2 separate regions of the Homo sapiens genome follow, and region 1 is linked to region 2. A link is an interaction called in ENCODE POLR2A ChIA-PET data of the cell type or tissue named here. Cell type or tissue: PC-3. All regions are shown on one strand. Links, peaks and the distances in the headings refer to the core of each region. The heading gives the core; the rest is flanking DNA. Region 1 overlaps LOC107984543 (a long non-coding RNA gene). Region 2 has its middle 190 kb from the start of LINC02458.

Region 1 (15,585 bases), core at 5,841-10,840, 940 kb after region 2:
GAAAGATATTTCTATTTGGGAAAATTTTTTTTTAAAGTTTATAATAATGTCACCCTAATAAGTTAGTTAATCTCTCTGAACTTCAGTGACCTTCTCTGTAAAGGTACTACCTATTACATAGTGTTATGAGGATTAAATGAAATGGTCCATTTAAAGAGTTTGATAGAGTATCTTGTGTATAATTAGAGAATAATACATTTAATTCTTGTTATTATTATTATTATTGCTATATTTTTAGCTACTGTTTTAGGCTGAATATTTGTCCTTTCCAAAATTCATGTGGAAATTTAATCCCCAATGTGGCAGTGCTGACAGGGGGCTTTTAAGAGGGAATTGGGTCACGAGGGCTTTGCCCTCATGAGTGCATTAGTCCATTAATGGATTAATGAATTAATAGGTTAATAGATTAATGAGCTCTCACAGGAATGAGACTGGTGGCTTTATAAAAAAAAAAAAAAAGGCAGAGCGATATGAGCTAGCATGCTCAGTTCCCTACCCATTTGATTCCCTGCACAGCCTTGGGACTCTTCAGAGAGTCCCTACCAGCAGGAAGGTTCTCACTAGATGTAGCATCTTGACATTGGGTTTCCCAGCTTCCATAACTGTAAGAAACAAATTCCTTTTCTTTAAAAATTACCCAGTTTCAGATATTCTGTTATAAGCAACAGAAAATGGACTCAGACACTTACCATATCCTAATTCCTGTGTTATATTTTAGCTACAGGGAATGTTAATAATTCATTTATTTATTGTATTTCTTACTGTATTCTTTTGGATTCTCCAGAGAAACAGAACCTCTCAGGTTCTTATATATTGATTATAAGAAATTCTGTGGAGGCTCAGAAGTCTCAAGATCTATAGTCAGCAAGCTGGACACCCAGGAGAACAGATGGCATAGTTCCAGTCCAGGTTGGAAGGTCTGAGAATCAGAAGAGCTGATGGCCTAAGTTCCAGTCTGAGTCCAAGTTCTAAGGCAGGAGAAGTCTGATATCCCAGCTCAATGATAGTCAGGAAGAGAGAGTGAAGTCTCCCTCACACTACCTTATTATTCTATTCAAACCATTCAAAGTTTCCATAAGACCCACCCACATTGGGAAGGTCAATCTGTTTTACTCAGTCTACTGATTCAAATGCTAATCTCACCCAGAAAATTGCTCATGAACACACCCAGAATAATGTTTAATGAAATATCTGGGCACCCTGTGACCCAGTCAAGGTAACACATAAAATTAACATCCCAAGTTCACCCCTTGTCAATTTGGCACCCATATGCACCTCCTTAAAGCATACTTCATATCCAAATAAAGAAAATAACAAGGTAATAATTCCATCTACCATGATAAAACTATCTTGCATACAATTGGCAATGCAGTAACCCCTTCCCCAGAAGAGGAGGTAAAGTCCTTGGGTGATGTTTACTTTTCTTCTTGATATCCCATAGCCTAAATACTATGATGTAAAATTAACAATACTTAAATACTGTGATATAAAGTCAATATATTTTATGTTACATGATAAATGAATAAGAGAGGGAAGAAAACAAAAGATATTTGCTTAATATATATTAATAAATAAATATGCTTATATAAATATGTATAGTTGTACACACAAACACACTAATAACAAAATGAGGGTGAAATATTTATGACAATTACAGTCCTCATTTCTGTTACTGGTCACATGGTTCTAGCTGGTACTTAGACCTCCATCCACTACCCATTCTGTATTCCCTTTGCCTTCAGCAAGCACTCAGCTGACTGTGGTTCTTTCAAATGACCCAAACCTGCATTCCTGAAGGGTCTGGGCCTTGGTGGTCCTGCCTGGATTGGGTTTTTCACTGACTTTAATTACAGGGTATGGTAATACTAAGAAAAGTCCTAAGGGATCTCCTATATTTCAGATGTACTCTTTCTTATCTCCATTGTAGAATAGCAACTTAATTTCTTCTTGGTAGTCAGGATCAATCACTCCAGCCAGCACAGTAACTCCCTTCTTTGGCCTGTTTTTTCAGAGGCATGGGGAGTTCAAAGTGGCCAGGGGGTTGTCTTAACTTCCAGTTCAATGGAATCATTGTTATGTCTCCTGGTGGACACATTCTTCCTGGTGGAGCTAAGACCTCTAGACCAGCAGAACATAAGGTTGTGGGAATAGGAAGCAAATATTTTGCTAGTAGGTGACTAGAGATAATAGTGAGTGGTGCCACTCTCATTTTCACCCCTTGATTACTAGACCTGTGAATTCTAGCTGTGGGTGTAGCAGCACTATAGATTGGATGCTGATTCAGAGCATATACAGCCTTCTGGAGAACACTGCCCCAGCACTGTAAGGTATTGCCACTTAGCTGGAACTGTAATTGAATCTTCAAAAGGTCATTATATTAACCTAGCTTATTCAGGACGTTGGGGAATATATTGTACAGAACCATCTGTAAACTAGGCCTGAGTCTTCTTTTCCTCTGATTATAATCTGATTGTAATATTATAATTGGTCAACTGATTATAGGGAACTCCTCATGAGGCCATAGGTGCAGGCTGGGAGACAGAAGGCAATGTAGCAATAGTAGGGACTGAGGGCATTTGAGTCACTTTTTCTTGTGACTCACTTGTGGCTTCAGGGCCTGCTTTGGCCCAATCACGTATTTACCATTGACATTTGATGATGAAATCCTGCTGTGCGCAACTAACTTTATGGCTTGGTGGGTCATATAACAACAAGTTCAGATCAGCAGCTCAGATCAAATGGTAACTTAGTGACTCATGGTTAAGTGTTCAGTCTCTATTAAGGCCCAGTAGTAGGCCAAGAGGTATTTCTCAAAAGGAGAGTAGTTATCTGAAGAGGATGGCAGGGCTTACTCCAAAATCTTAATGTCCTGTGCTGCGATTCACCTATAGGGGGCTATTAATGGCTCCAAACAGCATCCCTATCTGCCACTGACACTTCAGGTACCATTGGATCTGCTGAATCATATGGTCCAGGTGGCAAAGCAGCTTACACAGCAGTGTGGACTTATTGCAAAGCCTTCTTTTGCTCTGGGCCCCACTTAAAACAAGCAGCTTTTTGGATCACTTGGTCAATGGGCTGGAGAATACATACAAATGAGGAATATGTTTCTTCCAAAATCCGAACAGCCCCACTAGGCATTGTCTCTTTCTTGGTTGTAAGAGGGGCCAGATGGAACAACTTATCCTTTACCTTAAAAGAAGTATCTTGACATGAGCCATGCCACTGGAGTCCTACAAATTTCACTGAGGTAGAAGACCTCTAATTTTTTTTTTATTTATGTCCCAGTCTCTGATCTACAATTTTTTTTTTACCAATATGTCTAAAGTAGTTGCGACTTCTTATTCACTAAGTCCAAGTGGAATAATGTCATCAATGTAATGGACCAATGTGATATCTTGTGGAAGGGAAAGGCAATCCAGGTCCCTGTGGACTAAACTATGGCATGGTGCTGGAGAGTTGTTATACCCCTGAGGTAGGACAGTGAAGGTGGACTGCCGGACTTGCTAGCTGAAAGTAAATGGCCTCTGGTGGTTTTTACTAACAGGTATCAAGAAGAAAACATTTGCCAGATCAATAGTTGCACAGCAGTCATCAGGAAATGTGTTAATTTGCTCAAGCAATGGAACCACATCTGAGACAGCAGCTGCAATTGAAGTCACCATCTGGCTAAGTTTATAATACTACACTGTCATTCTCCAAGACCCATATGTCTTCTGCACAGGCCAGAAAGGAGGGTTGAATGGGGATGTGGTGGGAATCAGCACACCTGCATCTTTCAATGATGGTGCAACCTTGATAGTGGCCCTAATCTTTGCAATCTCTCCAGGAATGTGGTATGGCTTTGGGCTTACTATCTTCCTAGGCAGAGGCAGTTATAGTGGCTTCCACTTGGTCTTTCATAGCATAATAGCCCTCACTCCACAGCTCAGTGAACCAATGTGGGGATTCTGCCAGCTGCTAAATATATCTATTTCAATTATGCATTCTAGAACTGGGAAAATAACCACAGGATTGTTTCAGGGACCTATTGGACTCACTGTAACATGGAGCTTGATTAAAACTCTATTGATCACCGGACTTCCCTAAGCCCCTACTCTGACTGTTGTTGGGCCACAGTGATGTTTTGGATCTCCTGGAATTAGTACTAGTGTCAATTTGGAGTTAATATCCAGTAATCCTTGAAAAGTTATATTAGTTCCTTTTCCTTAGTACACAGTTACCCTGATAAAAGGCTGTATGTCTCTTTATGGATGGTTGGGAGAAAGATTGCAGCACAAACTTTTGGCAGTCTTTCTTCAAGGAGACCTGGCTTCTTCATTTAAGTGGTTCTGGGCCTATAAATTGGCTCAATTATTGGAATTGATTGAAGGGTTGTGACTCTCTGATTTATGATTCAAAGTTTTGTTCACTTGACCTCGAACTTTTCTCTTTATACACATCAAGTAAGAATTTAGTAGGCTTCCTATCTATTTCACTTGTAGGTACAGCATGATAAACCCATCAATTGCATAGGTCTGCATGAGTCAAACTACTCTGATTGCTGCTTTGACTCTGATCTCCATTATGATAACCACACCCACTTTGCCTTTGGTAGTTGAGTGCTGCCACTTGACTCCTGCCATCCTTGGGATTCACTTTCTCCCATTACACTTACATTTTCCAGTTCAGTGACTGTAGTTCCCACTGTAAGGTCTGGCCTATGGAAAAGAATAATCACAGAGCTCTTCAAGGATGCCAGGGCTCCCCTCATGGATTTACTTTTCATAGTTGTGGTGAAAGGTATGTCTTCTGGATCCATTCAGTGTGGAAAAGTAGCTGTTATATGAAACACCTACTCTCACATCTCTCACATTCCAGTCTCCCTAAGCTTTTTTTTTTTTTTGAGATAGGGTCTTGCTGTGTCGACCAGGTTGGTCTTCTCCCAAAGTGCTGGGATTACAGGCATGAGCCACCACACCCAGCCTTCCCTAAGCCTTTGAATCTCCTCCGCTGCATTAAACCAAGGCAGATTTGGCTTTCCAGTTCACTCTCTGTGGGCTGCCTTTTGGTCTGTGTTTCAGCCAACCTACTAACCAAACCTTTAGAGCCATCCCTAACTCCCTAAGCTACAATGTTAAATACAGAATTTCTTTTAGTGCGACCATATTAATAAATTCAGCCTGATTCAGCTTTATGCTTTTTCCACCGTTATCCTACACTCTCAATATCCATTCTCACACAAGTTCCCAGATTTCTGTCTGTATAAATTAACAAAACTCAAGTCATTCTTTTAGAGTGTAGTATACCTCATTATGGGTAACACTTTCAGCCTCACCTTTAGGGTCCTGCTGGGCCTTGAGTCTAGTTATAGGTCTAAAAGCAAAGGGAGTTGTAGGGTGGGTCCTAAGGAGAACCAGCAGTTGTCTTGTATGACTATTGCCTCAGGGGAGGCAATTATAATTTCCCTAGGCAATATAGACCTCTTTACCCCACTTCAGATTGGGGTGGAGAGGCCTCTTCTACTGACAAAGAAGACTCTTCAGAATTTAGAGGCTCAATGTCCCCAGCTTCATCAGGGTCTTCCCACATGTACCCATTCCAACATACAGGGTACCATGTTTTTTTCCCAGTCAATGCCCTCATTTTAACAGTAGACACCCTGCAAGGCTGGAAGTTTAACTTGTGTTGTAATTCAGCTAGTTTCAAGTTGAGATTCTGTGTTGGATTTTCAAAAGTCTCAACCCTACAATTACTGAAATAGGAGACTCCTTCAGGGTTCACAGAAGTTTTCAGAGTATTTATGCAGTACTTGAGCTGGCAATCCAAATCCTTGGGTTCATCCTTTTCTTTCACCACTTTGTCTAGTGATGTTAGGAGCAATCAGCCAACCTCATATTTGTTAGTTTTCCAAAAATATTTGAAAGTATCATAAGTACAGTTCCCTATTCTTTGCTTCTTATAAGTGGTTGATTAGGAGGATCCATTGGAGATATCTTGTATATATCCATTGCCAGATCACACCATGGGCTATCAGTGCTCTATTTTATTGCTAGAAACAGAGTCCTTAGCATTTTCAAACCTAATCCGATTAGAGAACCAATTCCAGAAACCCCAGAAGCAATTCAGAAAACTCATCCTTAAAATTCTATTCCTTTAGAAACACTCTTGTTACCAAAATATTATATATATTATATATTCTATTAGTTCTGTTACCCTGGAGAACTCAGGCATATAGAAAGATAAGATAGATAGGTAGATAGATAGATAGATAGATAGATAGAGCAAAGAATAGGTAACTGTATGTATGATACTTTCAAATATTTTCGAAAACTAACAAAGATAATGAGATTGGCTGTTTGCTACTGATGTCACTGGACAAAGTGGTGAAAGAAAAGGATGAGCTCAAGGATTTGGACTCCCAGATCAAGCACTGCATAAATAATCTGAAAACTTATGTGCACCCTGAAGGAGACTCTTATCTCCAGTACAGTAGATACAGATTTACATATATACTTAAATCTATTCTATCTCTGTCACTCTCTATCTATTTATCTAGATTTATTATAAGTAATTTGCTCGTATAGTTATAGTGGCTAACAAGTCCTAGGATCTATAGTGAGCAAGCTGGAGACTCGGGAGAGCTGGTGATGTAAGTTTTAGTCTGTGCCTAAGCCCAGGGGCAGGAGAATATGATGTCTTAGCTTGAAGACGGTAGGACGGAGAGAGCAATTCTCCCTCGCTTTGCCTGTTTGTTCTACTTAGGACTTTAGCAGACTGGATGAGCCCCATCTACATATGGGATAGCAATCTGCTTTACTCAATCTGATTAAAATGCTAATCCCATCCAGAAAGCCTTCACAGACATGCCCAGAATAAAGTTTAATGAAATATCTGGGCAACACGTGATCCAATCAAGTTGACATATAAAATTAACCATCACCCTTACTATGTGCCAGCCACATGGACATATAGTAGTAAACATGACAAACACCATTGTTGCCCTCAGGGTGCTTACAGTCTAGTGGAGGTGACAAAGATAAACAAAGTTTCATGATAAGTTGTATAAAGAAAAATAAAGCAGAGTTAATGGGTAGAGAGAGACAGGCTAGGGTAGATGGGGCTCCATTAGACAAGATAGTCCTGGGAAGTCCTCTTTAAAAAGGTGACACATTGGCCAGGCACAGTGGCTCACGCCTGTAATCCCAGCACTTTGGGAGGCCGAGGCCGGCTGATCACGAGGTCAGGAGATTGAGACCATGCTGACTAACATGGTGAAACCCCATCTCTACTAAAAATACAAAAAATTAGCCAGGCGTGGTGGCGGGCACCTCTAGTCCCAGCTACTCCGGAGGCTGAGGCAGGAGAATGGCGTGAACCTGGGAGGTGTAGCCTGCAGTGAGCCGAGATCACGCCACTGCACTCCAGCCTGGGCGACAGAGCAAGACTCCGTCTCAAAAAAAAAATGAAAAAATGAAAAAAGGTGACACGTTAGCAAAGACTTGAATAAGTCAAGGTAGCAAGCCATGTGAATATCTGAGGGGAAACCAGTCTAAGCAAAAGGAAGAACAATAGCTAAGGCTCTGGGAAGAGAATGATTTCTTCTGACATCAGTGGTCATAAAAGTAAAGTAGGATTAGTTGGCATGTTTTGGAGTTTTTCTCCAGTTATGTTCAATTGACAGTGTTTGGGCATGGAATAGGTAGAGAGTTGAGTTTAGTCAGGGCTTTGATCAAATGAGGAGTAGCATGAGGGAGTTGAGGGTATTTGTAAGTGGGTAATTGGTGTAAGGAGGGAAGTGAGGTGATGCAAGTAAGGAGACAATGAAGAAGTGCTAGGGATTGTTAATTGCTAGGAGATCTCAACAGGAATGAAGAAGTTTTAGAGGGAGGGTTCCTAAGGCAAGTGTACAGGAATGGTAGGAGGTGGTATTTCAGGAAACAATGCTTGAAAAACTTAAACTTGAGATTTCAGAGGTGTACGCAGTTATTGTAATGACAAGGATAGAATGGTAGGAGTGGGAGCTTGGAATAATTAAGGAAATGGTTGTTGGAAATGGAAAGCCTAGAGGCCCAGGCAATTAGACAGATATCTACTGGTCTGTTGAAATTATTAAGAATGATGACAAGGGTGGTAACAGAGAGAGTCAGTGAGCCTTGTGCTAAATATTCCACATAGTTCTCACTTTTCCCTGAATGTGTTATGGTTTGCTTGTTTATGAGATTTGCATATTTCTGTTTGTAATATTCTTTCCATTCATTCTTCCAGTTTAGATGCCACTTTCTCTGTAAGGCCTACACTGACTTTCCTCATATATATTTATTTTCCTTTGTAATTATTTTTTAATGACTCTAGTTTTTCATGACACCAAATTGTAGAGGAAATTTTTGTTCAAAAATCTGCCTCTTCACATAGACGGTAATGTCTCAGAATGCAGAGATTATATCTTATGCATCTTTGCATCCATTCAATAAACAGTTGTCAAGCAAATGCTTTTCTATTAGAATATTAGCAAATTAAGGGTGTGGTTGTGTCCCAGAACATAGCACAGTGTCTAGTAATCGTTTTCTAAAGGAAAAAAAAAAGCCAAGATTCATTGACAGTAATTACTCTTAAATGTCCACAGTAGTCAAATACTAGGTAGCATGCACAACCCAGTTAACATTTGATTACGATAAAACTTGGACCATATCTGAGCTTTTCTATCTATAAATGTTTAAACCATACCAGCTGACTAATATAAGACAAATGGAAAGTTGAACCGAAGTGAACATTTATGGTTAAACTTTAGGAGAGGGTTGAAGACATTTGGATTCAAAGGCTGGGTCAGTTTGCATTGGAAATATGCTTGGAATTTATTGCAGCTGCTGAAAGTGGGATAGCCTGGAGGTGTACAGATTGTGGAATGACAGCTGTTTTGTGGAGCAATAAAATTGAGGTAGCTCTTCTTAGTGTCAAGTTCTCCTTATCAAGAACGCTGAATTTTTTTTTAAGTCTGTATGGCAATATTCTAACTAACTCTCCTCAGGGAAATCTCATCAAAGAACTATTTATGGATTCCTTACATCTGAATTCTCAGTCTTGCTTGTGCATTACAATTATTTGCAGTCTTTTTTCAGACAAATAAGCCCAGGCTGCACCTTCAGAGGTTCTGATTCAGCAAGTGTTTTTGTAAAGCGTTACAAGTGATTCTGATGCCTGGTCAAGAAGGAGGACCACTGAAATAGAGTCACATTCCAGTGAAGAACTGTATTGTGAATTATTTATTCTCCAAAATCCAAATTGACTGAAATCTTTAGTGCTTATGAAATTATTAGAGAACTGCACATTAAAAAGGAGTCAAGCTCTTTTTTGAGAAGGTCCACATTATGTTATGATTCATCCATTAGAAAGAAGCACTTTGTTTTCTGTAGTGCTGTACGAGCTAAACATTCATTTATGTGGACGATTCCCTGAGTTTCAGTTGTTGAACTTCAGACTAAGCTGTGAGATAATGATGGTTGTACCCTGAGGTAAGCACTAAGAAACGACCTGTTTACTGAAGTAGAGAGGGAAAACACAGCATTTGGCACTCCTAGAAGAAAACATGATCAAACCCAATTTCTAAATATATGGAAACTATTAAATTTCCAGATTTAAAACATTTTATCATTTATTTTAATTTTTGAACCTCAGGAAATACTCCTAATGGTATAGCAGAATACGATATAATTTTTGGATTCTGTGTTAACACATAATAGATTAAAAACAATCTTATGTCACTCTGAGTACCTCTTGCCTTTATATCTTTTTAGCATTTATTTATCTAGCTTATACTTTATTATTTTACCTTAAAATTATTTTTATTTTCTCTGTATATTTACTCTTTAAAGATAGTGGTATCCTTTCCTATCTTGTTCCTTTTCCTTCTTTTATTTCTTGTAAGGACATTCTATAGTAGGTCCTTTTCTTTTTCTACCTGCATATTTTGAGAAGAATCAGGCCCTTTTACAAACATTAAATTTGTACCAGAAGAACTAGATTTGAATCCATATGCTGCCATCCACGTGTGACCTTACTCAGTTTCTTTGAGGCTCAATTTTCACAATGTTAAAACTCCTTTCGATGGTGATTATAATAAGGGCTCCCCAGAAATGTAGGATGATAAGTGCAGAGGCCCCATATCCATAAGGCCTGAGCATATTAATTCTTGAAGTCAATGATCAGATGAGGAGGAGTAGGGCAAGGGAGTTGAGGGTATATTTAAACAAGTAATTTTTGTAAGGAGAGAAGTGTAGTGATATAGGTAAGGAGACAATACGAAAGTGATAGCGACTGTCAGTTGCTTGGAGATCCCAACAGGAATAAAGAAGTTTTAGACTGAGGGTTTCTAAGACAAGTGTAAGAGAAAGGCAGGAGATGGAGTCCCATCTTTCCTTTGTAAGGAATCCTTGGGAATACAGTTCTTTCCAGGGTGCCTGGATCCTTGGTCTTGTTTCTACAGTGTCCAAACAATTGCAATTTTCAAATTTTAAAACTCTGGACATATGCCCTAGGATTGTATTTTAAAGATACAGTGGGAAGTAAGACATTTTATGAAGGATTCAAATGAATCATTTATAAATCATTCTTTTGTCTCCAACTGAAAGAAACTATCCTGAATTAGGACATAGCCTGCTTTCAGTAAAGCATTTTACAATTATTATCAAAGTCACTTTACAAATATTTTATCAAAGGTATTTTACAAAGCCATTTTACAAATATTATTAATTGCACCCCTGTTGACTCTCAAATACATGCTCAACAGTCAGACAGATTAGCTTTCTTAGTCAATAACACCATCAACATACAGGTCGCTCTAATCTCCAGGATCACCTTTGTCTTTTGCATTGAACACATATCAGTCTTTGGTTTCTTTCTTAATGTCCTAGTGCCATCCCTAATACAGGGCTTCACCTTGCTTATCTCATTTGCATGGCCTCTACCCTTCTAGTCCCTCTCTATGGGGTTGGATTATCTTTTCCTTTACTCCAACGCTGGGTGGTTTCTGAATGCTTGCTGCATCTAGGTCAAATTTCTTGCCTGACATAAAGCTCTCTATTATTTAATCTCTTCTGTTTTGTCTACCACTGATATGGTTGGTTGCTGTGTTCCTACCAATATCTCGTCTTGAATTGTAATCCCCACATGTCCAGGGAGGGAGGTGATTGGACCCTGGGGGGTGGTTCCCCCATGCTGTTCTCATGATAGTGAATGAGTGCTCATGAAACCTGAGAGTTTTGTAAACTTCTGGCATTTCCCCTGCTTGCACTTCTCTCTCTTGCCTGCCATCATGTAAGATGTGCCTGCTTCCCCTTCCACCATGATTGTAAGTTTCCTGAGGTCTCCCCAGCCATGCAGAACTGTGAGTCAATTAAACCTCTTTTCTTTATAAATTACCCAGTCTCAAGCAGTTCTTTATAGCAGTGTGAGAGTGGACTAAGACAACCACTATCACCTACTACTTTCCAATGAGAGAGAAATTCCCACCCCCACCACACGCCAGGCTGATTACTATCTCACTACACCCAGACAGATGTCTGACACTACTATTTTACATGTGGAAATATTTACTATGGTCACATGTGGAGTCCAGGCTTTTTCTCATCTGCCTCTGCACATTTTAGAAACACATGAAGGTTCAGGTTAAGTTATAATTCTCATAGGAAGGTTTTCCTTTCCCACCAAAAAAAGGCACAAAGGAACTTTCTTGCTTTCTAACTTGATAAGTGTCTGTTATCTTTTCTCTTCATTTAGGCAACTACCTCTTATTTATTATCTGTCTCATATCAAGAGGTTTTAAGGTAACATTTTTGTAAACCTCTTGCTACATCAATGAATCTGTAGGCTACCTTAGAGCGGAAATTGTTTGAGTCTCAGATCTGCAATTTGCTACCTAGGACCCTAAAGCAAGTACTTAAATTTTTTGTTTGTTTGCTTTGTTGTGATGTTTAATCTCTAAAATGAGGACAATATTAAATAATACTACTATCTATCCAAACTATGACACAGGATTGCTACATATGACTCATGAAACTTTGCCATTGAAAACACTTTGTAAATATTGATCATATACACATATTTAAGGTATGTTAATTTTTATTGTTTTCTGTCTGCCAAAATGCTAGTACAATGGTAACTGAAGAGGAATTACTGTAAAGTCATATATTAAGTTGGTGCAAAAGTAATCGTGGTTTTTGCCATTGAAAGTTACTTAATAACGGAATTAAAGTAATTCTAGTTGGTGTCTTTGATATACTAACAGACACCCATAAAATTATAGCTCTCATTAGCATTAGGGTTTATTTTATTAAAAGGATGAAAGGAGTATTAGCCATTATTAAAAATTCACTGAAGCATTCATGATAATATGGTACACTTCCACTGGTTTTATGTTGTAGTGTAGGCATTCAGGTTTCTATTACTCCAATATAGTAGTCGCTTATTTGAACTGGTAGTTGGAAATCTGAATTTGTCTGACTACCTTAGCAACAATGGCAGGAGTAAAGGTATAAATGGACTCATCTTTACTCTGATGATTCAGTAACTTTCCTGACCCTCACCTCTTTCCTCTGCATGATGCAATTCTTTACATAATGAATAACTACACACTAATAAACTTTATTATATGTTCCCAACTAGCATCTGCAGGAAGTCAGATTAAATCCTAGGTGAAGTTCTCAATGGAATCTCAGCCTTTGATCACACCACCAATGTTATAATTTTAGAAGTGTGACAAGATGATTAGAGCATTTAAAAATCTTGGTACTAGGCACAATACAAAGTTGAAAGCTGCCATGAATTTTGCTGCTTAGGCAGGCTATCATCCTTTGAGGCACTAATTGACAAAGAAGTAGAATGTTAAATAAAGGAGTTGAAATTCAAATAAAGAAGAATACAGCATATTTGGAATGCTGTCAAACATGCTGTGAACTTTATTAGGCATTAGATATTGACCCAAATTAGGAAAAAGTGAAAAATGTAAGGCCTAGATTTAATAGTGGTCTCATATATAACTGCAAGTAGTTTTATAATTATTTTCCCATCTGCCATATTTAATGTTAAATTTAAAAATGAATAATGATATTTCATAATTTCATTAATATACTTGAGTTAAAGATGTATATATATTTTACTGAATAAACATCCTGGGAGAATTGTGGGTCAACATGAGGATAGTTGTTATATCTAAAATAGGATGGACCAAAATGATGTCATAAAGCCACCACCACCATCATCACCAATATGGCATAAAATACCATTAAGGAATAAAATACCATTAAGGATGACATTCAACAAAATTTTAAAGTGGAAGGAAAAATTTTAAAGTGGAAGGAAGGAAGCTGTGTGCTTCCTTCTTGTTGATTCCAACCTTTTCTAGGCTTTGGTGTCCCTTGCTATTCAGTATTTGTCACTGCAGCCCCTCTCCATCTTTATCCAACAGTTAGACTTGCTCAGTGTCTCCATTTCCCTGAGAACTAGTTATCAGTTTTCAGACTCTAGAGTGGGTTATTGATGTATGTTATGTTACCATCCCTCTTCCTTCCTTTATATCATTTGCTTTTCAGTAGGATCTTTTTATTGCATAATAAGAATATAATAACAGTAGCCAATTTAATAGCAGTTACTATGTGGTAGGCTTTATTCTAAGTGCTTTATATATAAACACATTTTTTTGTTTGTTTTTTATACAAGGTCTCACTCTCTTGCCCAGGCTGGAGTGCAGTGGTACAATCATGGCTCACTGCAACCTTGAACTCCTGGGCTCAAGCAATTCTACTGCTTCATTCTCCCAAGAAGTTAGGACTACGGGCTTGTGCCACCACACCTGGCTATTTTTTTATTTTTATTTATTTTTATAGCGATGGAATCTTGCTATGTTTTCCAGGCTGGTCTCAAACTCCTGGCCTTAAGCAATTCTTTGACAGCCTCCGAAAGTGCTGTGATTACAGGTGTGAGCCACCACGCCTGGCCTATGTTAACACATTTAATCCTTATACCAACTTTACCCGGCTACTCGGGAGGCTGAGGCAGGAGAATGGCGTGAACCCGGGAGTCGGATCTTGGAGTGAGCCGAGATCGCGCCACTGTGCTCCAGCCTGGGCGACAGAGCAAGACTCCGTCTCAAAAAAAAAAAAAAAAAGTTACATACTAATATTATATCCATTTTACAGATCATGGAACCAAAGCACAAAGACGCTAAGCAGGTCATAAAGTAAGAAGTGGCAGAGTCAGGGTTTGGAAACCAGACAGTTTCACTCCAGAGTTCCTACTCTGAACCACTAAGCTATCCTGCCTGAACATGGTGGTGGGGGATATACAGGATATAATGAGAAATGCCGATGCACTGAAGTCATAGACACCTATTCAAATCCTGTCTCTGCCCATTGTGGGGCAGACACTGGTTGTGTGGCTTCAGCAATATATTTAATTTCTCTGAAATTAATTTTCTAAGATGTAGAATAGTGACAGCAGTACTTACATTCAAAAGCTTATTGTACATAAATAATGCACATAAAGCATCTACCATGAGGGTAAAGCATGCTTCATATGTTTAAGTGTATGAGTGGGTGGAAATGAGGAAGATATTTTTGTGCAATGGGATTTTGCACAACCATTCAGCTGCCCTTCTCAGTCTGTGTATAGAGCGGCCAATGTGGAACACTTGCAGCAGCAGTGTCAGATAGGTCAGCCCAGTGTTGTCAGTCAGAATTGGGAGAATGTTAAGAGCAATGTGAACTCAAGAAGCAGAGGTGACAGGCAGCATACCTACAGACTAGAGGATACCTAGGTTATAGTGTGCATGAGATCCCCATATTGACAGGCATTTGTTGGTAGCCAACTTTTAGGCAGAGATGATGAAGTTATTAAGCAGAGGTTTATGAAGGAGGTTGTGGCCTGAAACACAAGTATATATGATATACTTACTTTCTATGTAAGGATAAAATTTACTCATACATAGAATATAGAAATCCCTGCAAATGTTTAAAACCGTCTTCATGTTTGATGTATCAGGTTAAAAGTGACATACTTTTGTATACTTCTTCCATGTGGTCCCCAAATATAAAATTTGAGCTTTATCTATTTTTTCTTTATGTGGGTAATACTTTTTAACTTTACTTGCTTAAAGATAAATCTGTGAAGCAGCTCCATTCATTTTTCTTTCTAATTTTGTAAACATCAGGAAAGATGTTATATGTAAAAGATTGTCGCATTTAAGGAACAATGTCAAGAAATTCACATCTGCCAAATGATGTCATGAAGCCTGCTCTCAGAAAAAATAGCTACTTTCCAAGTATTGATATTGAACCAGCAATACTTAAAATGTTTATCTTTCAAAACCAAACTCCAGTGGACAAAATGAGTCTGTTATTTTAAACATTATTTGGAAAGAGTTAGCATTAAGAACATTTTGTAACTGATACATGTCATTAATAGTTTACATTAGCTTCCCGCATAAGGGAAGATACTATCATACTTTATAAATAGGTCTTGTGGGAAAATCGCTTCTTCCTTGAGGTTAAACAATCTAATATACATTTTTAATGTAGGAATAGTTTAATGCAGTTTGAAAGGTAAACCATGTGA
Region 2 (15,585 bases), core at 3,601-8,600:
CATTGGTATAAAATCCTGATAAGATATTCCCAGGTGAAATAGTAAGATCAGTTTTTAGATTGGTAAGTTTTTAGAGGTTACAAAGAATTCTAGTTGGCGTGTCTGCCAGGAAATAAAAATAAAAATGAAGAGCTCAGGAAATTTATTAGGGCTGATGATGTTGAAATGGAAGTCTTCAATGTGCAGACAATATTTTAAGTCACAGAAGTTGAAGAGATTGTCAAGGAGATTATGAATAATAGAGCTAAGGATTGAACGCAGTAAATTATCTACAAAAGGCAAGAGAGGGGTTAGCAAAGGAAACAAGTAATAGTGATAACAGAAATAGGGGAGAGCCAGGACAGTGTGAAAACATATTTAATCAAAAACAGGAGCTAAAGTGTAAGCCAAAGAGTATTAAATTCACAGGTACTTGATTTACCAAAAAAGGATTCCTCCACCAACATCTCTTCTGTATTAATGATGAAGGTGAAATCTTTTGGGGTTTTTTTAAAGGACCACATACATTATTTGATAAGAGTTGAATGTGTAATAAAGAAGATAATTATGATATTTAAAAGGGAGATTAGACTAAGGTATTTATGCACTCAGTTTCATGTCTGTAATTTATTTCCCAAAACATTATTGATCACTGTGCTTTCAAATAAAGAAAAAAATGCTGTCAATTACATTTCCAGATATCTCAACTTGAACTTCATTTAAATTGTAAAATGTTGTTGTGTCATTTGTAAACTAGTTTCAAAAAACATTGACTTTGACATAATTATATAATGACTTCTATCAGTCGACTCTTTCACAATTGTTCAATCTCAAACTTAACGTACTATAACAATCAGTAGCCTATGCATCTAAGATGCTTTATTCTTTTTTTTTTTCTTTTCCTTTTTTGTTTTCAAGAGAGATGGGGTCTCACTCCGTTGACCAGGCTGGCCTCCAACTCCTGGCCTCAAGTGATCCTCCCACCTCTTCCTCCTGAGTTGCAGGGATCACATGCATGACTCTATGTTGATATTTTCAGGTCATACTATCAAAAGTAAATAATCTCCAGGGACAACTGTAATTGTGCATGTACACATAGAGGCCAAATGGTTTCCATTGTAATCCTTAGTCAAAAGAACCAACCTGCATGATCTATATAGCAACATTGAAAGCATTAACAATTCAGTTCTGTCCAAGAAAAGTTTATTTAACATCTAAATGACGCCAGGCACTGTTCTCACCTTAAAAAAGAAAAAGAAGGAATGAATAAAAGACACAGTCTCTTTCATCAAGCAGCTCACAAAGTAGTGAGTAAAGCAAATAAATTACCAACTTCATAATTTGAAAGCTATTTCTATGTTTTTATACTTATTTAGTATTGCAAATTTCAAACAAAACATTTTTAAGTTTCTTGGTACAGCTGATTTAAGATGGCAAGCAATAAGTAAAATTAAAATGCATTTAAAAAATTAACAAGTATAAAATATAGATAATGAAATTTTCAAATTTTTTCAAATTGGTAACATTTATTTACTTGTTTTGAGGCATAGTCTCTTTCTGTCACCCAGGTGGGAGTGCAATGGTGCCATCTTGGCTCACTGCAACCTCTCTGCCTCCTTGACTCAAGTGATCCTCCCACCTCAGCCTCCCTAGTAGCTGGGACTATAGGCTCATGCCACCATGCTTAGCTAATTTTTAAATATTTTTTGGTAGAGACAAGTTCTCACTATATTGCACAGGCTGATTTCAAACTCCCAGGCTCAAGTGATCCCCCTCCTTGGCCTGCGAAAGTGCTGGGATTACAGGTGTGAGCCACTACACCTTGCTAAATTGGTAACATATTTCTGAACTTATTAAAGCTTAAGGAAAAGAGGAAGTCAAATTGTTCCTGTTTGCAGATGACATGATTGTATAATTAGAAAACCACATCGTCTCAGCCCAAAATCTCTTTAAGCTGATAAGTAACTTCAGCAAAGTCTCAGGATACAAAATCAATGTGCAAAAATCACAAACATTCTTATACACCAATAACAGACAGAGAGCCAAATCATGAGTGAACTCCCATTCACAATTGCTTCAAAGAGAATAAAATATCTAGGAATCCAACTTACAAGGGATGTGAAGGACCTCTTCAAGGAGAACTACAAACCAGTGCTCAACGAAATAAAAGAGTACACAAACAAATGGAAGAACATTCCATGCTCACAGATAGGACAAATCAATATCATGAAAATGGCCATACCGCCCAAGGTAATTTATAGATTCAATGCCATCCCCAGCAAGCTACCAATGACTTTCTCCACAGAATTGGAGAAAATGACTTTAAAGTTCATATGGAACCAAAAAAGAGCTCCCATTGCCAAGACCATCCTAAGCCAAAAGAACAAAGCTGGAGGCATCACGCTACTTGACTTCAAACTATACTACAAGACTAGAGTAACCAAAACAGCATGGTACTGTTAACAAAACAGAGATATAGACCACTGGAACAGAGCAGAGCCCTCAGGAATAACACCACACATCTACAACCATCTGTTCTTTGACAAACCTGACAAAAACAAGAAATGGGGAAAGGATACCCTATTTAATAAACGGTGCTGGAAAAACTGGCTAGCCATATGTAGAAAGCTGAAACTTGATCTCTTCCTTACACCTTATACAAAAATTAATTTAAGATGGAATAAAGACTTAAATGTTAGACCCAGAACCATAAAAATCCTAGAAGAAAACCTAGCCAATACCATTCAGGCCATAGGCATGGGCAAGGACTTCATGACTAAAACACCAAAAGCAATGGCAACAAAAGCCAAAATAGACAAATGAGATCTAATTAAACTAAAAAGCTTCTGCACAACAAAATAGACTACCATCAGAGTGAAGAGGCAACCTATAGAATGGGGGAAAAGTTTTGCAATGTACCCGTCTGACAAAGGGCTATTATCTAGAATCTGCGAAGAACTTAAACAAATTTAGAAGAAAAAATCAAACAACCCCATCAAAGAGTGGGCGAAGGATATGAACAGATACTTCTTGAAAGAAGACATTTATGCAGCCAACAGACACATGAAAAAATGCTCATCATCACTGGCCATCAGAGAAATGCAAATCAAAACTACAATGAGATATCATCTCACACCAGTTAGAATGGCAATCATTAAAAAGTCAGGAAACAACAGATGTTGGAGAGGTTGTGGAGAAATAGGAACACTTTTACACTGTTGGTGGGACTGTAAACTAGTTCAACCATTGTGGAAGACAGTGTGGTGATTCCTCAAGGATCTAGAACTAGAAATACCATTTGATCCAGCCTCCCCTTTACTGAGTATATATCCAAAGGATTATAAATCATGCTGTTATAAAGACATATGCACACGTATGTTTATTGCGGCACTTTACAAAATAGCAAAGACTTGGAACCAACCCAAATGCCCATCAGTGATAGACTGGATTAAGAAAATGTGGCACATATACACTGTGGAATACTATGCAGCCATAAAAAATGATGAGTTCATGTCCTTTGTAGGGACATGGATGAAGCTGGAAACCATCATTCTGAGCAAACTATCGCAAGGACAGAAAACCAAACACCACATGTTCTCTCTCATAGGTGGGAATTGAACAATGAGAACACTTGGCCACAGGGTGGGGAACATCACACACCGGAGCTTATTGTGGGGTCGGGGGAGAGGGGAGGGATAGCATTAGGAGATATACCTAATGTAAGTGACGAGTTCATGGGTGCAGCACACCAACATGGCACATAGATACATATGTAACAAAACTGAATGCTGTGCACATGTACCCTAGAACTTAAAGTATAATAAAATAAATAAATAAATAAAGCTTAAAAGTGTACTAATTCTTTTGGAACAGCCAGTGTACCTTGGAATATTTTTCCACACCATTTTTGTATCAGTCTAAGTTATGCTGCAGTAGCAAAATATTAGTGTCATGACACAACAAAAGTTTATTTCTTGCTCATACAAGTGCAACATGGTTCACCAGGGGCTCAGCTGATTATAGTTGCTCAGGGTCCCAAGCTAATGGAAACTCCTTCTTGATACACGTCCCTACAGTTGACCAAACAGTGACAAATAGGAGTGTAGTAAATTAAACACTAAGTTATAAAGCATTTACAGTTCACATTTCAATGCCCCGAACCAGTCACATGCCCATCCCTGTCAAAGGAAATGAGGATTGCAACTGTGCCATATTCCTGGAAAATCAGAATATATGTGAACAGCCCTAACAGCTTCCAAACAACTCCTTTTCTCTTCTTCAAAAATAGCCCTCTTGCATGTGTTATATCTCCTAAGTTATCTTCTCTGAAATTCCTCACATATATGTTTTTCACTATATTTGGTGTTATTTTCTGTAACCTATTCTCCATATTTCTGACTTTTTCTGTTGCACTTATTCCATTTTTTTGGTTGTTTCTAGAATGTTTTTCATCATGATGATATTTTTGTTTCCCCCTCATTTCTTGAGTTTTGTAAGAATTATTTTCATTCTTTTACGTGGTCTCATGATCATTTTTTTGTACACTTACATGACTCTTGATTTTTTTTCATTTCTTTCTTTTAAGATAAAAATTGTTTTTACAATTCAGTACCATAGAACTGTATGATTTAACTATTCTTGTGTTATCCAGCTGCCTTTTGCTCATGTTCCTTCCCTCTATTCTTGCTTGCTTTCAGTCTGTTTTTTTTCTCTATTTCTTTTCACACATAGCTCCCATGATAGTATCTTTCTGACTATTACTGAACTTTGAATGGTGGTGGGACTTTATGTTGAAAAGTTTGGGGATTTATTTCAAACACTACTCTCATCAAGTAAGTTATTTCCTTCACCCTAGGAGCAAATGTTCTCTTAGATTGTTAAGTGTAGCAACCTGGATCTAATAGTCTTTTAAAACTTCTTCAATCCTCCTCCCCACTGGGCTATGTCCTTTGGCAGAGAAGCTTCATCATGGACAATAGAAGTGGCATGTGCACCACCATGGTTTTTCCTTTCAGTGCTCCCTGTTTTATGATTCTGGGGTGTCAAAATTGATCTAATGGGGCATTTTAATTTAAAAAATGTTGTTTATGTCCTTTGGAATATAATTTGGGGGGACTTATTTCTGCATGTTCTTTTTTTCAGTCTAGGCGTGCTTTGTAACATGAGGTCAGGAATTATAGCAATGTCTTGGTATTAGTGAAGATTTTTTTAATTTGTCATTATTTATTATTTTAATAGGTTTTGAGGTAGGAGGGTGGAGTAAAATTGCCTATTACCCACTGCCTTAATTACACATTTTCATGTGTGTGTGTGTGTGTGTTTATATATCTTCTTCACAGGACAATGACCTATTGAAGGCAGAGCTATTACTTATCTTTTTCTCTCCAGCGCTGAACATAGTGGGTGCTCAATAAATATTTTTGAATCAAAATGAATTTAATTTCTATATATTTTATTGTCTATATCACCACTACTAGAAAGCCACATCCATCCATTTTGTGTTGCTTTTGGAAGAGAATCATCATTTCTTGTTGCTGAAAGCCAATAGATTTATGTTGCAACTCAATTTCTAGTGCTTATAAAAACTTTATTTCACTTCTACTAGGTAACTGAAAAACAGAAGCATTCCAAGAAGTATTATCAACCACAATATTAAGTGAAAGCCTATCACTTCAAGTCAATAACTATAGGAATTCAATTTGCCATGTATACCTATACTTATACCTATACCTGTATCAGCACTTCTCATGGTGATTATACAAGTGGTACAGACACACTGATGGCCAAGCATGGAAGAAGTTGGAAAGCTTCTTTCCTCTGATAAATTAGAATTCTCCAGAGAAATACAGCCAATATCATGGTTCTGCTATGAGAGAGAGAGAGAGAGAAACAGAAACATGAGAGAGAGGTGGAGGTGGGCAACAACTTTAAAGTATGCAGGGCCCGCTGGAGGCTGGAGACCCAGGGAAGTATTGTTGTTACAGTCTCAAGTCTGAAGATAATCTAGAGGTGGAGCTTCCTCTTCCTTGGGTGACTCTAGTCTTTTCTCTTTGGCCTTCGACTGATTATATGAGGATTCTCTTATTATGGAGGGTAATCTTATTTTCTCAAAGTTTAACTGTTTAAGTGTTAATCACATCTAAGAAATACCTTCACCACAACAACTAGGCTGGTGTTTAACCAAAAACTGAGTACCACAGGCTAACCGAGTCAACACAGAAAATTAGAAACCACATCTGGCATGCTTAGGAGAATTACAGATTAGCATCAATAGACCTGGCTTGAAATTCAAGTGCTGATGTGTCACATTAAGTAAACAAGAGGATTCTGTGCTATTTTATACTATATAAAGTGTCCCCCGGAGAGAAATGCAGAGGTCAAAGTCTCAAGTGGTAGTCTTTGTTGTGGTATCCAGATTTATTCTGCTTAATAAATATGTTATTGTAAAAAAATTATTGATAACTTAAGGCATCCAGAAAGTAGCACATTTATGGAAAATGGCAACATCATTTTTGGAGCTGAGCCCGCCTTTATCATCTTAATTCCCACACTTTAGATGATGGATAATTTAGAACTCACTCTTATGTGTGCTTTGGTTAAATGTTGAGATTTATAATGTTTCATAATCAGCCTGTAAAATGAGTCTCAATTTCACATAAGCTGAATGAGGACTAAAAATCAAGCAACAAATATGAGGATTATTTCCATTACACCCCCTTTGAAAAATGACACTTTGCTGCCATATGAAGGGTTCTCTAAGCTTTAATACTGAACAGAGATTTAAAAGGATTAACATCAACCACCTTCCAGTAAACACACAAAATGCATTTCAACATCTAGTATTTCATCTTTATTTGAGTACTTTCAAATTGTAATGCTCTAGTCATGTAGAAAGACTGGCTGGCATTGTCTATTACTGTTCCTACTAAGTTATTCACAGTTCTGTGGTGAACTTTTTTCAGCAAGTTTTTCAGGTCTTTTGTTTCAGCTGCTGGTTTTTGTCTTGCTTACATTAGTTAGTCAGATTTATGGTGCTGTATGCAGGGGTTCCCACCATGCATGTCATTATTACTAATGTGTCTCCCTTTAGCAAACCATGTTTATAACTTAGCCAATTAGTTGCTTTGCCCAACTCTTTGAATTCCTAGGACTTACACTTCACTGAAATAGCACTTCTTATTGCCAAGGCACTTTGTAAAACACTTGACTCTATTTTCATGTATACCTATTTTTAGAGCCCACAGTGGAATTGAACAGACCTGTTTCTTGATTGCTTATTTTGCCCAGACATTTATTTGGAAGATGTTCATTCTTTTTGGGCTTCCACAGATGCCCCATTTGTTCATTCAACATCTTCTAGTGCACCAAATATGGACATGACCAGCTTGCTCACAGATGAAATAAAAGTTAACACTTTATTACCATGAAAGTAGTTGCAATGTTGGTCCTGTTAATACACAAACTTTTGCTTTTAGTTTCCTCCAACTATGTGGAGTACTATCCTTGCCCTTCAATGACAAAGTATTTCTCGCAATAACTTTCAAATGAGTGATCATGACTCACTTTTGCACAGGGAAAAATGAAATGATTTTATCTTTAAAATAAATGATGATCAAGGATAATGATGATGCCATAACCCAGTTTCTTTAGGATGTCACAGATATAGTAAGATTTGAGGGATGCTGAAAACCTGCTTGCTTCAACATGTCTCCCCATTAACCTGGTCAGTGCCTCATATATCATCTTGGGTTATTTGACATGTAAAAAAATATATTCAGAAACTACAACGGGTTAATATTCTCATCCATGAATGTATTGTGTCACAACTTCATGAAGAATTCTATGATGTCTTCAGACAAAGTATAACTTCTTAGAACTTTTTGAGTTGCCTACATCTACTATTTTATGGAACTCATTACATAATTCAAGTTTTTGTATTTATTTTTATTATGTCTATCTTATTCAATTTGACTGTAAAGTCCTTGAGGGTAAGGTAGATGTCTGAAGTTTTCTTTAATATGCTCCACAGTAAATAGCAAAGTATTGTGCATATTGTGGTTGCTCAAAAACCTGTTGAATAACTGGAAAAAAGACATATTAATGGTGATTAGCTTATTGGTTTAGCTAGGGAATAGAGATATAGGTACAGAGATAAACATAATATGATGGTAAAAAAAAATCTAGGTTGCTGTTATGAATGTTAGTCTCCAGTCAAAGTGATAAAAATAATTGATTGAAGTAGAACTTCCTGGATGACAGAGTAAGGACCTTGCTAACTCTTCTCCATTAAAAACAAAGAAAATGTTATCAAAATTATCAAAATTAACCATTTCAGAACTCTAGAAATTAACCAAAGGCATACAACAAAGTAGAAAATGTTTAGCAAAACTATTAGATTTTTATAACAAAAATAGAGTCTGTGGCATTTTATTTTGGGGATATTTCCATCCCAAACCCAGGTCCATGGCATGGTAGCTCTCCTAACCATCAGCCTTGCACCCACCGGATGCAGCTGATCCATTTTGGAACTCTGCAAATTATACCATTCCCCAGAGTGTTCTCTGTATTTGACTATACTTAGAGTTCTCTGGAAAAGTCCCATTTCCAGGGCATTGTTGCTATTTAGCCTGACTTGGGGGTCAGCTCAACAGAAAAGCCTCATTTTCAGATCATTGTCAAAAACAAGTACAATTATCTGCAATAATTAATATTACAACTGCTTAAGATTGCAAGTATCAGTTGGTCAAGAATTTGCAAGGAAGATCTAAGCAATGACACAACCCTAAAGGGTTTTGAAAAGCCTCAATCCATTACTAGCGATCTAGAAGTCCTAGTACTTGTATGCCTGCGCACGTGCTCAGGAAAGACTGAATGGAGCACTAGTTATTTATTCATATGGGGTGACTTTGGTGAACACTGCAAGCAGGAAGTGAAAGCTAATGCAGATGTGTAAACTGATTAAACTTTGAAGGTGTGCCCCCATGTACGCGTATCCCTTAGAACAGTGTGGAAGATTTAGTGGCTCAAAGAAATATTTTGCCCAATCACTGACTGATCACTAGGCTATGCTGACCTGGGGTGAATTCAATAAATACAGATTTTAAAATACAAGCAATGAAGTAAATAAACTGATAGAAAAATAAGTGAAAAGCAAATATTTCATTGGCTACACACTGTGGGGAATATATACCCTACAGCATTAGTCTTGGAAAGTCAGTAAATAAACAAACAACTGCAGCAACAGCAACAACAACAAAACAGCACTAACAAAAGGGGGTCTGATTTGAGAATTGCTACAATATACAGACAATTTCCATTATACAGAGATTTCATACTTTTGAATTTCCCTACTTGCTAAAATCTATTTGTAACTCCAAAATCAATACTTGAAGTACTTTCACAGTTGTTCACATGACTGTAAATGTACAGAGTGATGAAAGGTTTGAGTACCCAATGTGCAAGTTCTTAGCTGAGATCAAAGACGACATTCTCTGCATTCTTATTTTACCTCTCATACAAAGATGGCCACAGGATTAAGACAGTAGTAGGGCAGCCTCAGGCAAGTCACTTAACAATTGTGAACCTTGTTCCTTGTTTTCTCTTTTGCAAATTGTTTTTAAAAAGTCTGTCAGGATAAATTGTTTTCAGTTGTCAAAATTCTAATCTATGTGGTATATATAATGTGTGCATGTGTGTGTGTAAGCAGAAACACACACACATATGTGTGTGTATATATATGTGTGTGTATATATATACATGTATATATACATATATATGTGTGCATATATATATGTGTATATATACACACACATATACATATATCCCACAGGAGCTATATATGTGTTATTGCCCACGTGGGATATATGTATATGTGTATATATATACATTTAGCCTGTATGTATATGTATTATACACATATATATACATATACATACATATACACATATATATACACATACATATATATGCACATATATACACACATGTATACATACACACATATACATATATCACACATAGGCAATTATATATATATACACACACATGTATACATATATATATACACACACACACACACAAACACACATATACATATATCCCACAGGAGAAACAATACAATATTCTCTAATTCAGCATTTGCAGTAACTTTATAGAGCATAACTACCATAAATAAAGAGAATCAACTATATTATCTAAATTCTTCCTTTCAATCAAAAATCAGAACATGAAATAAACAGGAAAATACAGCACATAACAGAAAAAAGCAAACAAACAAAACAGTCCACAGAAACAGTCTTTGAGGGAGTCCAGATGCTGCACTAAAAGAAACCATCTTAAACCAGGTTCAATAAAAGAAAAGTCAACAAAGAGAGAGAAATTATAGAAACACTAACCAATAGATATTTTGGACTTAGAAAATATAAGAACTGCAATGAAAAATTATGTAGAAGGGTTTGGCAGCAGATTTGACCTGGCAGAAGAATCAGTGAACTTGAAGTTAGAAGAAATAATCAGTAAACTTAAATATAAATTAATTGAGATTCTTCACTCTTAGGAACACAAAGAAAAATGAATGGAGAAAAATTAAAACAGAGAACTGTGGGACACCATTAAGTGTTCCAGCATATGTAAAATGGCAGTCCTAGAAGGAAAGGAGTGGGAAAAAGACATAAAAAGAAAAATGTTTGAAGAAATGATGCCCCAAAACTGTTTAAATTGATTGGAAACATTAACCTACAAATCCAAAAATTCAATAAACAACCTTTGAGCAGGAAAAACTCAAAGAGCTCCAACCCAGACACAACATAGTCATAGTGCTGAATATCAGTGACACAGGCAATATCTTGAAAGCAGTAAGATAAAATAACTCAAGTGCTCCTTGATAATATTAATAACTGACTTCTCACAGAAACCAAGAGCAGCAGAAGGTGGAATAATATATTTGAAGTGTTGAAAGAAAAAGGTGGTCAATCAACATTATATATCTAACAAAACTAATCTTCAAAAGGGTATTAGTCCATTTTCACATTGCTGTAAGGAAATACCTGACACTGGGTAATTTATAAAGGAAAGAGGTTTAATTGACTCATAGTCCTGCATGGCTGGGAGGCCTCAGGAACACACAATCATGGCATAACACAAAGGGGAAGAAAGGGCCTTCTTTACAAGGCATCAGGAGAGAGAGAGAGAGAGAGCAAAAAAAGCCCATTATAAAACCATCAGATCTTGTGAGAATTCACTTATTATCATGAGAACAGCATGGGAAACACCACCCCCATGATTCAATCACCTCCCACCAAGTCTATCCCTCAACACATATGGATTACAGTTTGAGATGAGATTTGGGTGGGGACACAGAGGCAAGCCATATTATTCCACCCCTGGACCCTCCCAAATCTCATGCCCTTTTTACATTTCAAAACCAACCATGCCTTCCCAGCAGTCCTCCAAAGTCTTAACTCACTCCAGCATTAACCCAAAAGTCCAAGTCCAAAGTTTTATCTGAGACAAGTCAAGTCCCTTCTCCCTATGAGCCCATGGACTCAAAAACAACTAGTTACTTCCTAGATACAATGAGGGTACAGGTATTGGTTAAATGCTCCCATTTCAAATGGGAGAAATTGGCCAAAACAAAGGGGCTACAGGCCCCATGCAAGTCCAAAATCCAGTGGGGCAGTCATTACATCTTAAAGCTCCAAAATGATCTCCTTTGACTCCATGTCTTACATCCACGGCATGCTGATGCAAAAGGTGGGATTCCATGGTTTGGGGCAGCTTCAGCCCTGTGACTTTTCAGGATACAGCCCCCTCTCAGCTGCTTTCACAGGCTGGCATTGAGTTTCTGTGGATTTTCCTGGCACACATTGTAAGCTATCATTGGGTCTACCATTCTGAGATCTGAAAGATGGTGGCCCTCTTCTCACAGCTCCACTAGACAGTGCCCCAATGGGAACTCTCTGTGGAGCTCCCACCTCACATTTCTTTTTCACACTGCTCTAGCAGAGGTTCTCCATGAGGGCTCTGCCCCTGCAGCAAACTTCTGCCTGGACATCCAGGCATTTCCATACATCCTTTGAAATCTAGGTGAAGGTTCCCCTTCCTCAATTCTTGACTTCTGTGCAACCACAGGCAAAACACCATCTGGAAGCCACCAAGGCTCAGGCTTTGCATCCTCTGAAGTAACAGCCTGAGCTGTATGTTGGCTCTGTTTAGCCACGGCCTGGACACAGGGTGCCAAGTCCAGAGGCTGTACAGAACAGTAGAGGAGGCCCCTGGTAAAGGAAATCATTTTTCCCTCCTAGGCCTCTGGGTCTTTGATGAGAGGGGCTGCAGTGAAGGTCTCTGGCATGCCCTGGAGACATTTTCCCCATTGTTTTGGCAAGTAACATTTGGCTCCTCATTACTTATGCAAATTTCTGCAGCCAGTTTAAATTCCTCCCTAGAAAATGGGTTTTTCTTTTCTATTGCATCATCAGGCTGCAAATTTTCCAAACTTTTTTGCTCTCCTTCCCTTTTAAACATAAGTTGCAATTTTAAACCATCTCTTTGTTAATACATAAAACTGAATGCTTTCAGAATAAACCAGGTCACATCTTGAATGCTTTCCTGCTTAGAAATTTCTTCTGCCAGATACCCTAAATCATCTCTCTCAACTTCAAAGTTTCACAGATCTCTAGGCTAGGGCAAGGGCAAAATGCCACCAGTCTATTTGCTAAAGCATAGCATGAGTGACCTTACTCCGTTCCCAATAAGGACCTCATCTCCATCTGAGACCACCTTAACCTGGATGTCATTGTTTACGTCACTGTCAGCATTTTGGGCTAAGCCATTTAACAAGTCTCTAGAAAGCTTCAAACTTTCCCACATTTTCCTGTCTTCTTCTGAGCCCTCCAAACTATTCCAACTCCTGCCTGTTACCCAGTTCTAAAGTCACTTCCACATTTTTGGGTATCTTTATAGCAGTGACCCATTCTTTGTGGTACCAATGTACTGTATTAGCCTTTTTTCACCCTTCTATTAAGAAATACCTGAGACTGGGCAATTTATAGAGGAAACGGGCTTAATTTACTCACAGTTTCATATGGCTGGGGTGGCCTTAGTAACATACAATCACGGTGGAAGGAAAAAGGGAAGCAAGAACCTTCTTCACAAGGCAGTAAGAGAAAGAGAAAGACAGAGAGGGCAGAGAGCAAAGCAGGAAGAGCAAAGGGAGAAGAGCCCTTATAAAACCATCAGATCTCATGGGAACTCACTATCACGAGAATAGTATGGGGGAAATTGCCCCCATGATCCAATCACTTCCTACCAGGTTTGTCCCTCGACGTGAGGATTACAGTTTGAGATGAGATTTGGGTGGGGACACAGAGCCAAGCCATATCAAAAATGAAGAAATCAAGACATTTCCATATAGGCAAAGACTGAGATAATTTGTTGTTTGCCCAACTTTTTGACAGAAAATTCCAAACACAGCCTTTTAGGCTAAAAAGGAAGGATATCAGATGGTAACTCAGCACCACACATAAAAATAAAGAGCATGAGTAGAGATATGTAAACAGAGAAATATTAACTTTTTCTTATTTTAAAAGACAACTGCATAAAACAATAATTATAAAATAGTGTTGATAGGCTTATAAAATATAAACATTTAACTTGTGTGATGATCATAGCACAAAGGAGGAAAGAGAAAAGAAGCTTTATTTGAGCAAAGTTTTAATACACTAGTGGAATTAATTTAGTCTTAATCTGAGGTAGATTGTTTTAGGCTAAAATGCACATTGTAATCTCCAGGGCAACTACCAAGAAAATAAATATAAAAATATAGTTTAAAAAAAAAACAAAGAAGAGAGTGAAACAAGATGGTGAAATAAAATGTTCCACTGATTGTTCCCTCCTCAGGAATACCAAATTTTATCAACTATCTGCATACAAAAAAAGCACCTTTAGAAGAACCAAACATCAGGTGAGCAATTACGATAACAGGTTTTAACTTCATACTGCTAAAAGAGACATTAAAGAGGATAAGAGAGACAGTCTTGAATCACTTGTGAACCCAGAACATTTGAGACAGGTCTCAGTTAATTTAGAAAGTTTATTTTGCCAAGGTTGAAGACGCACCTGTGACACAGTCTCAGAAAGTCCTGATGACATGTGCACAAGGTGGTAGGTGTACAGCTTGATTTTATACATTTTAGGGAGACATGAAACACCAATCAATATATGTAAGAAGTACATTAGTTCAATCCAGAAAGGCGGAGACAACTCAAAGCAAGGTCCCCCACTAGGGGCTTCCAGGTCACAGGTAGGTGAGAGACAGATGGTTGCATTATTTTGAGTTTCTGATAAGTCTTTCCAAAAGAGGCAATCAGAATATGCATCTATCTGTGAGCAGAGGGATGACTTTGAACAGAATTGGGGGCAGATTTGTCCTGACTGGTTCCCAGCTTGAAGGCACCCAAGGTTCTTTCCTCCCACATTTCTCGCCTTTTCTTTTTAAAATATTTTGGAGAAAGCATTTAACAAGAAAATGAATCCCTGGTCTCAAGTTTCATATGATCTCTCATGGCTAGGATGGTTTATTTCTAGATGAATAGGTCCTGAAAGCTCATTTTTAGCACACTGTAAAGTCTCATGTCCTGTGAAGAGAAAATAGTGGAAAGGAAGGAAGAAAAAACAACAACGAACAAAAGAACAATCCTGGGAGAATCAATATAGGTCACATTACTCTGAAATCCACATATTAATAGGCAGGTATAAAAGTGACTTACGTATGTAAACAGTTTACCTTTTTTTTTTTTTTTTTTGAAGTTTAAGTTGTCTGGCTTTAGTTCCTAGGGTTTTAAGAAAGCACAACTTAGTATTCAGTGATTCTAAATTAAAAATAAAAAGAAGAAAAAAATTGAAAACACTATTTTGAAGACTTGTAGCCAAGAAAAATTAGAATGTGGTCCAAACTGTAGAAAATAATAAAAATTAGAAAAAACAAAACAAACAACATTTGGCAAGGCTAGAATCTAAAAACAGGTGTAAATCATCTTAAAACATAATTTTCTTTCTCTCTCTAGATTCCCAGTTTACTAAAGACAAATCATGGTAGGGCTGGTTTGCTTGTTATAATTAGCCTAATTACTTGTATACATTGCAGCAATAATAATTATTTTTTCATGGGCTTTTAAATTGGCTTTGATGGAACTTGTTTCATAGGAGGATCCTCAAATAAGACTTTTGAAAGCCAAGCCCAGCCCAGCCATGGAATTGTGCCATCAAATACCCATGAGTTGGGTGAATTTCCTCTCCTCTTGAGGTTCCAAGATAAACCTGGGGCTTCTGCACCTTTCAGAAAGTGACATTTGTTTGGGAGAAAATATAGGGAAGAGAACAAGTGTCTCTGCTGGGTCATCCAGAGAATTCTTCTAGATCTCATCCAAGACCACCAAGGTGGTACCTCTATGAGTCTTCAAGAACCATGGCATTACTGAGTTTGGGGCCCAAATTCCTTCGAATACCTGGACAACCTTGCCAAGAAAGATGAGCACAGGTTGTGAAGTCCAGATTGCAAACACTACAATAAATACCTAACTCTTCGATGTCCAGCATCAAAATCATTCA

What was found. Peaks named below come from ENCODE experiments on the same cell type or tissue, not always from the same donor. Only the 100,000 strongest peaks of a DNase experiment are listed, where the experiment ranks them.
Region 1: POLR2A ChIA-PET joins it to region 2 with 6 read pairs; 1 of 35 experiments calls an interaction of 5 or more read pairs at or near these places.

Annotation. Positions count from the first base shown.
Region 1 is chr12:89,766,734-89,782,318 of GRCh38, forward strand. All of the region lies in intron 2 of LOC107984543 (a long non-coding RNA gene), which reads left to right. Among named protein-coding and RNA genes, the nearest start is that of ATP2B1-AS1, 66 kb to the left of the region's middle. In PC-3, for the core only: no CTCF peak of the experiment used is centred there; a DNase peak (open chromatin) is centred at 8,818; H3K27ac peaks cover 1,762 bases.
Region 2 is chr12:88,826,895-88,842,479 of GRCh38, forward strand. No RefSeq gene overlaps it. Among named protein-coding and RNA genes, the nearest start is that of LINC02458, 190 kb to the right of the region's middle. In PC-3, for the core only: no CTCF peak of the experiment used is centred there; a DNase peak (open chromatin) is centred at 6,257; H3K27ac peaks cover 1,090 bases.